Linked DNA regions of Homo sapiens: region 2 is linked to region 1. A link is a contact called in ENCODE Hi-C or POLR2A ChIA-PET data. All regions are on one chromosome and are shown on one strand. The core of a region is the stretch at or near the end of the contact, and the rest is flanking DNA. Distances in the headings are between cores, read along the strand shown.

The links. Hi-C counts contacts between places; a loop is a spot of excess contacts on that map. ChIA-PET counts read pairs that join two places held with the same protein, here RNA polymerase II (POLR2A). Pooled maps may share reads with other maps.
Region 2: a loop to region 1 is called in a map with no recorded cell type, with 4 times the contacts of the local background. The contact joins the promoter of GPR84 here to the promoter of TESPA1 in region 1. A Hi-C loop is called at or near these places in 1 of 37 single-sample maps with no recorded cell type and 8 of 50 pooled maps. POLR2A ChIA-PET finds 5 or more read pairs at or near these places in 1 of 52 experiments (activated CD4-positive, alpha-beta T cell).

What each region holds. Positions count from the first base shown.
Region 1 is chr12:54,981,988-54,986,912 of GRCh38, reverse strand. TESPA1 (thymocyte expressed, positive selection associated 1) reads left to right here and starts at 2,151. Exons shown (of 11, transcript NM_001136030.3): 1 at 2,151-2,328. It overlaps LOC107984515 (a long non-coding RNA gene), which reads right to left and starts at 2,062. Exons shown (of 2, transcript XR_001749161.2): 1 at 1,948-2,062.
Region 2 is chr12:54,362,785-54,367,709 of GRCh38, reverse strand. GPR84 (G protein-coupled receptor 84) reads left to right here and starts at 3,224. Exons shown (of 2, transcript NM_020370.3): 1 at 3,224-3,317; 2 at 3,851-4,925. The coding sequence starts at 3,859. The region is part of intron 1 of GPR84-AS1 (GPR84, ZNF385A, ITGA5 and GTSF1 antisense RNA 1); the gene reads right to left. RefSeq lists an enhancer at 3,206-3,295.

The DNA.
Region 1 (4,925 bases), core at 902-3,401:
AGCTGGAGGCCATTATCCTTAGCAAACTAACACAGGAACAGAAAACCAAATACCGCATGTTCTCACCTATAAGTGGGAGCTAAATGATGAGAACACATGGACACATAGAGGGAAACAACACACACTGGGGCCTATGGGAGGGTAGAGGGTGGAAGGAGGGAGAGGATCAAAACAAATACCTATTGGGTACTAGGCTTAATACCTGGGTGATGAAATAATCTGTACAACAAACCCCTATGACAGGAGTTTACCTATGTAACAAACTTGCACATGTACCACTGAACTTAAAATAAAAGTTAAAAGAAACTATTATATTTCAAGAGTCTTAAAAATAGCTGCAATTTCTTGAGCATTTGCTGTAAGGTAGGCGCTGGACTGAATACTCTGTATTCCTTTATTCTTATAGCTCTACAACCACTCCTGTAAGGTTATCCCCATTTAGCAGCTAACAAACTGAGACCTAGAGATGTTAACGTATCCAAGACTACAGAGCTACTTGATGCCAGAGCTTCACTCTAAAGCCTGCTCTCCTAACCATCAAACTATCAATGTTAACAAAATGTTGACATTTGGGCCAGGACAATTATTCCTTATACTGAAGAGTCCCATCCCTTCAAAAGCACTTATCATCATTGGCCCTCAGGTACTAAATACCAGTATCAGCTTCCCATTTCTTTGAAAATTAAATCTCTCTCACATATTTCCAAACTCCCTACCGAAGTTATATTCTCCATTTCCCAAACATATTGGAAAACAACTGTTAAGGAAAACATTGAATTCTAGAAACTTAGGATTTAAAAGAGTTGTTAAGTTTCCATTAGTTCAGCTTTTATAGTTAATTTGTACGGAAAAGAATAGTAAATAAAGAGAATTAGGGCGTGTTGGATTTAGCATTTTACTTGTTGACTGTGAAGCTAATTCTCAGAGAAGCACATATTTAGCATCTACTATGTCCTGAGAAAATATGTTAGATATTTTCATGCCTACGTAAAAGGAATAGCGTGGGAGAAGGGTTGAGTGAGAAACAGAGAGAATTGTTATTTTCCTCACATTATACTTGAAGAAAATAATGTTTTGAGAACTTAATTTGCCAAGCAAGAATTTTATTTAGGATTATTTCTACCATATTATAGCTATACTATGGATACTCAATGGAGTTGTCCCATTGATGATTGGAAATGGAATTTAGAAACATGGTAAAAAAAAAATCTAACTATACCTATAGCCAAAAAATCAGAAAGAAGGTAATGAACATGTGAAAATCAGTCACAATTAACACATTAGAGGAGTGCCTTGTAGAATAAATATTGTGATATACATTCATAAATAAATGATTTAAAGAAGGAAACAGTAGAATCAGGAGAGAGACAGAAAGAAGATATCCAAAATGCAGCAGCATCCTACGGAGAAGAGTGTTCAGAGATACTGGAGAAGCGAGGAGGGATAGTTAGCAGTGCTGGATGCTCCCGGTGGGTGAAAGTGATTGAGGCCTGGGAGAAACCTTTTAGAGTTCAACAAGCCTTTTCCAAACTGAAAACCAATAAACTGAAGACATCTTCAGGGTGTAACCGATTTTAAAAGTTCAGCTTTGAAAACGTTGGGGAAAGCAGTCATTTACTACAAAAACAAAAACTTTGAAGTGGTTTGAACATAAAACAAAGTTAAGAAACTAACAGAAAAAAAAAGTAGTCAGTATTCAAAAACAAGCTTCGGGGGAATTTACCAGAGTATGAAAGTTATCAACACAGAGCGACTGGCTCAGAGCCCTCTCAAGTGTGTGATACGACTGGAAACTTCTTCTCTGAGATAAACGCCAGATCATTTATGAGAGAGAGCTTTCCCATTTTCAGACAGCTCTCCTGAGGACAGAAGGATTTATCTGCAGCAGTGGAATTCTAGTTATATGGTAGGAAGACTCCTGCACACACCTCTTTAAATGGACTGTACCTTTGCCTTAATAGGAAAAGATCTCCTGTTTTTCTGGAAAGACAGAGGCAGCTCTGGGGCAGGAAGGTCTTCCTAGTTGTGAGCACCGTGTCTACGGATGGTTTGTCCTTCGCTCAGTCTCCTGAGCCGGAGCAAAGGATGTGGCTGGGCCAGGAGGCGGGGACTGCATCTACATGTGTGGATGTGTGTGTGTGTGGTGTGTTCTCATTTCCGCTTCCCCTTTTGAGCAGGCAACAGCAGTTGAATGAGTTCAGGGAGAAAGGCATAATCTACAACATGATACTTTCTCACTTGCTTCACCTCTGTGCCCACACCTGTGAAGGCCTCGGCCCAGCTTCGACAACTGCTTTGCCTCAAACTCAGCTTTCTACCAGCAGACAGGTAAGCACAGCCTTTATCTCAGTTTCAAGGCTGTACTGATTTAGGGTGATGCTAGGAGAAAGAAGGAAACATGTCAGAGAAAAATCAGGCTGTCAAGTCAAGGGAAAATCAAGAGAAAATCTCCCACCACTCTTACTTCAACCTTAAAAGCATCCATCATTATGCCTAGGAGAACGATGCTGGGTGCCCTTTTGCTTTCGTTTGTTTGTTTTCTCTTTATTATCAGAGAGGTAATCTTTCTAGATTCTCAAAACTTGGGTCTCTTTGATGACTTGAATAACATTTTAGGAATTTTTTTTCACCTTTCTCACCTGCAAAGTTCTTCTCTGTGTCTTGCTGAACTCATTGTTGCTGCAATTTCCATCTGATTATAACATCGAAAAGTTCTCAAGGAAGAAGTTTCCCGGTTTCATTTCAGGCCCTACTCTAGTGTCCATAGCTCCAACCATTGAGAGTACCTGGCTGAAATCAACTTTGCTTTCTGTGGGTATGACCTCTTTCTTCAGAAGCTGTAGAAGAAACTTGTTGAGATAAACTGCAGCAAGATATATTGAGGTCAGCTACGAGGGAGGATGTACACACTTGAGTGAGGTAAGGTCAAATTCACCGGGAGGCTCAAGATAGATGGATAGCCACCATCAGGACCAGATTTCAGGGTTCACATCTCAAAGATAGATAGATGGATGTGTTGCCTTCTCAGTGACCTACATAATATTGGGGGCTTCATGCTCCTCCAACACCCCTTGCCCCAGTGGTAGCAGGCAGAGCATATCACCACCTACATGAGTTTTGGGGTAGATGGAGGAGTGGAAAGATCCTCCACCCTGGGGTTTTCCCATGCCCCTTCTGTGCCACTAAGCTCACCAGTGGGTGGAAGAAAAAGGGTGGGTCCCCAGGGCAGGGCAAGGACAAGAAAGGAGAGTTCCACAGAAGTGATTTGACAAGACTGTGAGCATTTACAGGAGATATCCAGGGAAGTACTAGTGACTCTGTATACCACAAATGGTCCTGAGTAGAGAGGTAAGGAGACTTTCTAGATGGTGCAGGGCAGTACCTAGGATGGGAGGTTGGAGGTAGGAACCTTCAACTTGTGTGTCCAAGTATCAGACTCAATAGTTGTTCAGCTGAGTGATTAGAGATAAAGATCTCACAATATTGTCTTGCAGCATGAAGTGTTAGTAGGAAGAAGGGAAGTCAGGTTTATTGTCTGTCTCTACTTGGACTATTATCAGAAATAACAAGCTGAAGATATAGCAGAAGGGATAGAAAGCAATTTAACATCTGAGTTATTCGCATGCACCCCAGGGTGTTTAGAAACCATTTACAACCACGCTACCAACATGTTCTCATAACTCTTGGGTTTTTTGAAAATTAAGATGGAACCCTGCGATTCAGCATTATGTAGTGAACATGAAGCCCCAACCGTCATTTTCAGTTCAATGTTTGATTTGGATTCTAGTATGGAGGTCTCGTCTCAGCCAATGCTGTGACTTACAAGATTCCTTCTGGGCTACAGTAAGGGGAAAAGATCACACGTTTATTTCCACCTGCAAACTGACAACTGTTCTCTTTTCCACCTAAGGCACAAGACCAAAGTGGATATTCCAGTACCCACAGTACTGTGTGCCTTACAACACCCAGGCCTGATGCAGAATGGCCTAAACACAGATTTCAGATTGAGAAAAGAGTTCAGTCAAATAAGTAGAGGGACGAGGAGAAGAGAGTGTGTAGATATTGAAAAAGAAAAGCAGGAAAGAAGAAAAATGAATATATGCAGGACAGAGCTTATTACCAAGGAAATGAAACTGAAGAATTAAAGATACGAATTCACAGAGCTAACACAATGGTTGAGAAATCTGCTCATTCTCCCTACTTTCTCTTGATGAAGCCATCTATAAATCAGCTCAGATAAACTGCTGTTTCTTATTCTTGATGTCTTTATTGCCCATTCAAATGAAGATATTTGATGTCTCCCTACATTGAGAACAAGCGATTAATTTTTTTTCCAAATCCACAACTTTAATATTTCCTGTAGCAATTATACAAGCCTTTCTTAAAATTCATATCCTAAAAGTGGAAGTAAGGAAGAAAGGGAAGGAGAGGAAAAAGGTCTTAGATGGTCTTCTTTCAGTATTTATTCAGCTACGCTTATTTGTGGGAGAAAGAGTATGAAAAGGGAGGGGAATAGGAGTTCTATTGACTAATGGGCATTTTTTCTTTCTGTTATTTACCAAGTAACATCTCTCCTTTTCCCCGAACAGATTGAACTGCTCCTTAGACAATAGAAGTCTCAGAATGCTCAAATATTATACTCAGGGAAATTCTTGTTCTGATGATCTTCCAACCTGAGTGACATGGAAGAGGGTTAGGAGCTAGAAGACAGTTCTATGAAGGAATGTGAGAATTTGTTGCAGATTGGGGTATGTCAAATGGGGGACAATCCACCTGGGTTGAGGTGGAGTTTGTCCAGTTCATGAACAGAGAAATGTTAGCTACTCTGGGATTTCCCGCAGCTCTGCGATGGTAATGATGTATATCTTGGCTGTGGATGCAGAAGGTCTTATGGGCCACATCATGGAAACCCCATTTCCTTCTTC
Region 2 (4,925 bases), core at 1,975-4,474, 620 kb after region 1:
ACTCTTCATCCAATGAATCACTAAATAAGTCCTATTTGACCTCCTAACAACCTATGGATCCTTATCATTCCTCCATTCCCACAACCACTGCCCTAACCAGGACTGGCTCCATAATTTGTGGGACCCAGTGCAAAATGAAAAAGCAGAGCCCCTTATTCAAAAAGTATAGTATTAAGAATTTAAAAACAGTGATTGACGAGCATTTAACCAAGCACCAGGCCCTTCAAACTGCAAGGCCCTATGCAGTTGTACAGGTGGTCTGGCCCTAACTTAGGGCCATTCTATCTCTCGTCTGAACTAGTGCCTCTTTACCCATTTCGCTCACTCCCAGGCTGCACGCCTTCATTCTTTACTCACAGCAATCTAAGTGCAAATCTCACCAACTCCTTCAGCATGAAACCAGCTCCTTAGCACGATACACAAGGTCCCCCTTGACCCTGCCTGCTCAACTCTCCAAGCTCTTCTCTGTTGTTCTCTACCTCATGCCCTTTGTTGGCTTCTACCTGAACCTCTGCGCCTCTACACATACTGTTCTCTTTGTCTAGAATGTCCCTCTACTTATCTCCCAAAAAACTCTCCTGTTCATCATTCAGAATGCAGCTCAGTAACCTCTCTGTGAACCCTTTCCTCACCTCCTACTTAATAGTATGCTCCTTTTCTCTAAGCCTCTGATATATCATTCTGGGTTGTTTTGTTTTGTTTTGTTTTGTTTTTTGAGAAAGAGTTTTTGCTCTGTTGCCCAGGCTGGGGTGCAGTGGTGCAACCTCGGCTCACTGCAACCTCCGCCTCCTGGGTTCAAGCGATTCTCCTGTCTCAGCCTCCCAAGTAGCCAGGATTACAGGTGCGCACCACCACGCCTGGCTAATTTTTGTATTTTTAGTAGAGACGGGGTTTCATCATATTGGCCAGGCTGGTCTCGAACTCTTGACCTCAAGTGATCTGCCCGCCTTGGTCTCCCAAAGTGCTGGGATTACAGGTGTGAGCCACTGCACCCAGCCATGTATTTTTTGTTTGTTTTTTGTTTGTTTTTGAGACGGAGTCTCGCACTGTCACCTGGGCTGAAGTGCAGTGGCGCGATCTCGGCTCACTGCAACCTCCACCTCCTAGGTTCAAGAGATTCTCCTGCCTCAGTCTCCCAAGTAGCTGGCATTACAGGTGCCTGCCACCACACCCAGCTAATTTTTTGTATTTTTAGTAGAGACGGGGTTTCATCATATTGGCCAGGCTGGTCTTGAACTCCTGACCTCAAGTGATCTGCCCGCCTTGGCCTGCCAAAGTGCTGGGATTACAGGTGTGAGCCACTGCACCCAGCGATGTATTTTTTGTTTGTTTTTTGTTTGTTTGTTTTTGAGACGGAGTCTCACACTGTCGCCCGGGCTGAGGTGCAGTGGCACCATCTCGACTCATTGCAACCTCTACCTCCTAGGTTCAAGCGATTCTCCTGCCTCAGCCTCCCAAGTACCTGGGATTACAGGCGCCTGCCACCACGCCCAGCTAATTTTTTGTATTTTTAGTAGAGACGGGGTTTCACTATGTTGGCCAGGCTAGTCTCGAACACCTGACCTCATGATCCACCTGCCTCGGCCTCCCAAAGTGCTGGCATTAGAGGCATGAGCCACTGCGCCCAGCCTGTTAGTTTGTTTTTCTAATTTTTCAGAGACAACGTCCTGCTGTGTCACCCAGGCTGGAGTATAGTGGCACAATCTTTCTCACTGTAGTCTTGACCTCCCAGACTCAAATGATCCTCCCACCTCAGCCTCCCCAGTAGCTGGGACTACAGGTGCACATCACCACAGCTGGCTATTTTTTTTTTTATTGTAAAGACAGGGTCTCACTATGTTGCCCAGGCTGGTCTTAAACTCCTGACCTGAAGTCATCCTCCCAGCTCAGCCTCCCAAAGCATTGGGATTACAGGCATGAGCCTCCAAGCCAGGCCTATATAGTATTTTAAAGCAAGCCTCAGCAAACTTTTTCTCAAAGGGCCTGATTATAAATATTTTAAACTGTGTTAATCAAGAGATAAAACTGAGGATATTACATAGGCACTTATATAACAATTTAAAATATAACCATTTTTATTTTACTTACTTATTTATTTATTATTTTATTTTTTGAGACGGAGTCTTGCTCTGTCATCCAGGCTGGAGTGCAGTGGTGCAATGTGATCTTGGCTAACTGCAAGCAACCTCCGCCTCCCGGGTTCAAGCGATTCTCTTGCCTCAGCCTCCCTAGTAGCTGGGATTACAGGCGCACCCATCACGCCTGGCTAATTTTTGTATTTTTAGTAGAGACGGGGTTTTACCATGTTGGCCAGGCTGGTCTCGAACTCCTGACCTCAAGTGATCTGCCCTCCTTGGCCTCCCAAAATGTTGGGATAATGGGCGTGAGCCACTGCACCTGGCCTAAAATATAACCATTTTTAAATGGAAAAAAAACATGATTGGGTCACAGGCTATACAAAAACAGCAGACTAGATTTGGCCCATAGGGTGAAGTTTACTCACCCTTGCTCTGGAGAATCGATTAAGCATTTGCATATTTATGTATCTGTCTCCCCTAGTAGACTATGCACAAGGCCATATATCAGACGTTCTTGTATCCCCAGTGTCTAGATCAGAGTCTGGTGTATAGTAGGCACTCAGTACTAAGTTGTTGGGTAAATGGATAAATGAATGATTGAACAGGACCCTGATCCCTTGAGGAGAATGAAACCAGAATTCTGGATGCCTCATTCCCCACTTTTCTTCATCTGACTTGGTTTCTCAAATGTGCTAGGGTGTCACATGGGTCCCTCTGACTTGAACCATGTCTAAGCCGTGGAGACAAGAAAGGTAGTGCTCCTCTGAAACAAACCCAAGGCTTCTGGGGGTACCTAAAGTTGCTCCTGGAACTTGGTCTTATCTTTTGGCCCTTTGAGGAGTGGCCCAAATGTTCTGATGCTCTGACTCCGTGCCCTAGCAATTCTTGGCAATGATCTTACAGATGAGTTCTGCCATGCAAAGAGGGGAAGAAAACAGAGTTTGGGTTTCAGGAAGGAGAAAGGAAGAGTGAAACCACTCTGAGGTAAGTAGCGGGGGACTTTCAACAGAGAAGCCTAGATTTCACTAGCCGAAGCAAAATGAGTAGGACCGGAGGTGGTGAAGGAAGTGGCTGGGATTGGGTAATGGGGGAGTTTCTTATTCTTTCAGTGGACTATAATAGGATACATAAGAGCAGGATGTCTCCTGCTTGAAGCCTAACTGTCCACCAGAAAGGACTGCTCTTTGGGTGAGTTGAACTTCTTCCATTATAGAAAGAATTGAAGGCTGAGAAACTCAGGTAAGCACTTTTGTTGTGGGTATACTTTTACCTTCTTGGTCTCCTCATCTCCCAGGTGGTAACAAACAGAAATGACTAAAGCCTATATGTGTGTGTAGTGGAAAGGAGCAGAGGGAACTGAATACAGAGAGGATCCTGAATACACGATGCTGAATAGAGAGAGGGGACTCCTGGGGGTCTTTGGGGATGGGGAAGGAATTAAAAAAGTTGGAGGGCACTGGGTTTACTGAGAGCAGCGGGATGGATATAGAAGAGGACTGAGGTTTGGAGCAGAATAAGACTAAGATATTTAGGCAAGAGATATTTAGATAAAAACTTGGGGAAATATTTGAGAATGGGAAAGGACTAAGAGAACCTAAGGAGAGAGTTAGGGATCTTGAGATGAAGAGGCCTGGGAATGGTTCAGGAGGATACTGAATTAAGGTGAGGTCCAGGAACAGTTTAGATGTCCAGGGTCCCAGAACTGTTCAAGAGATCTAAGTTGAATGCTAGGTTCTGATTCCCTCTTCCTCTTCCACCCTCTGCCTCTTTAGCCTCTATCATGTGGAACAGCTCTGACGCCAACTTCTCCTGCTACCATGAGTCTGTGCTGGGCTATCGTTATGTTGCAGTTAGCTGGGGGGTGGTGGTGGCTGTGACAGGCACCGTGGGCAATGTGCTCACCCTACTGGCCTTGGCCATCCAGCCCAAGCTCCGTACCCGATTCAACCTGCTCATAGCCAACCTCACACTGGCTGATCTCCTCTACTGCACGCTCCTTCAGCCCTTCTCTGTGGACACCTACCTCCACCTGCACTGGCGCACCGGTGCCACCTTCTGCAGGGTATTTGGGCTCCTCCTTTTTGCCTCCAATTCTGTCTCCATCCTGACCCTCTGCCTCATCGCACTGGGACGCTACCTCCTCATTGCCCACCCTAAGCTTTTTCCCCAAGTTTTCAGTGCCAAGGGGATAGTGCTGGCACTGGTGAGCACCTGGGTTGTGGGCGTGGCCAGCTTTGCTCCCCTCTGGCCTATTTATATCCTGGTACCTGTAGTCTGCACCTGCAGCTTTGACCGCATCCGAGGCCGGCCTTACACCACCATCCTCATGGGCATCTACTTTGTGCTTGGGCTCAGCAGTGTTGGCATCTTCTATTGCCTCATCCACCGCCAGGTCAAACGAGCAGCACAGGCACTGGACCAATACAAGTTGCGACAGGCAAGCATCCACTCCAACCATGTGGCCAGGACTGATGAGGCCATGCCTGGTCGTTTCCAGGAGCTGGACAGCAGGTTAGCATCAGGAGGACCCAGTGAGGGGATTTCATCTGAGCCAGTCAGTGCTGCCACCACCCAGACCCTGGAAGGGGACTCATCAGAAGTGGGAGACCAGATCAACAGCAAGAGAGCTAAGCAGATGGCAGAGAAAAGCCCTCCAGAAGCATCTGCCAAAGCCCAGCCAATTAAAGGAGCCAGAAGAGCTCCGGATTCTTCATCGGAATTTGGGAAGGTGACTCGAATGTGTTTTGCTGTGTTCCTCTGCTTTGCCCTGAGCTACATCCCCTTCTTGCTGCTCAACATTCTGGATGCCAGAGTCCAGGCTCCCCGGGTGGTCCACATGCTTGCTGC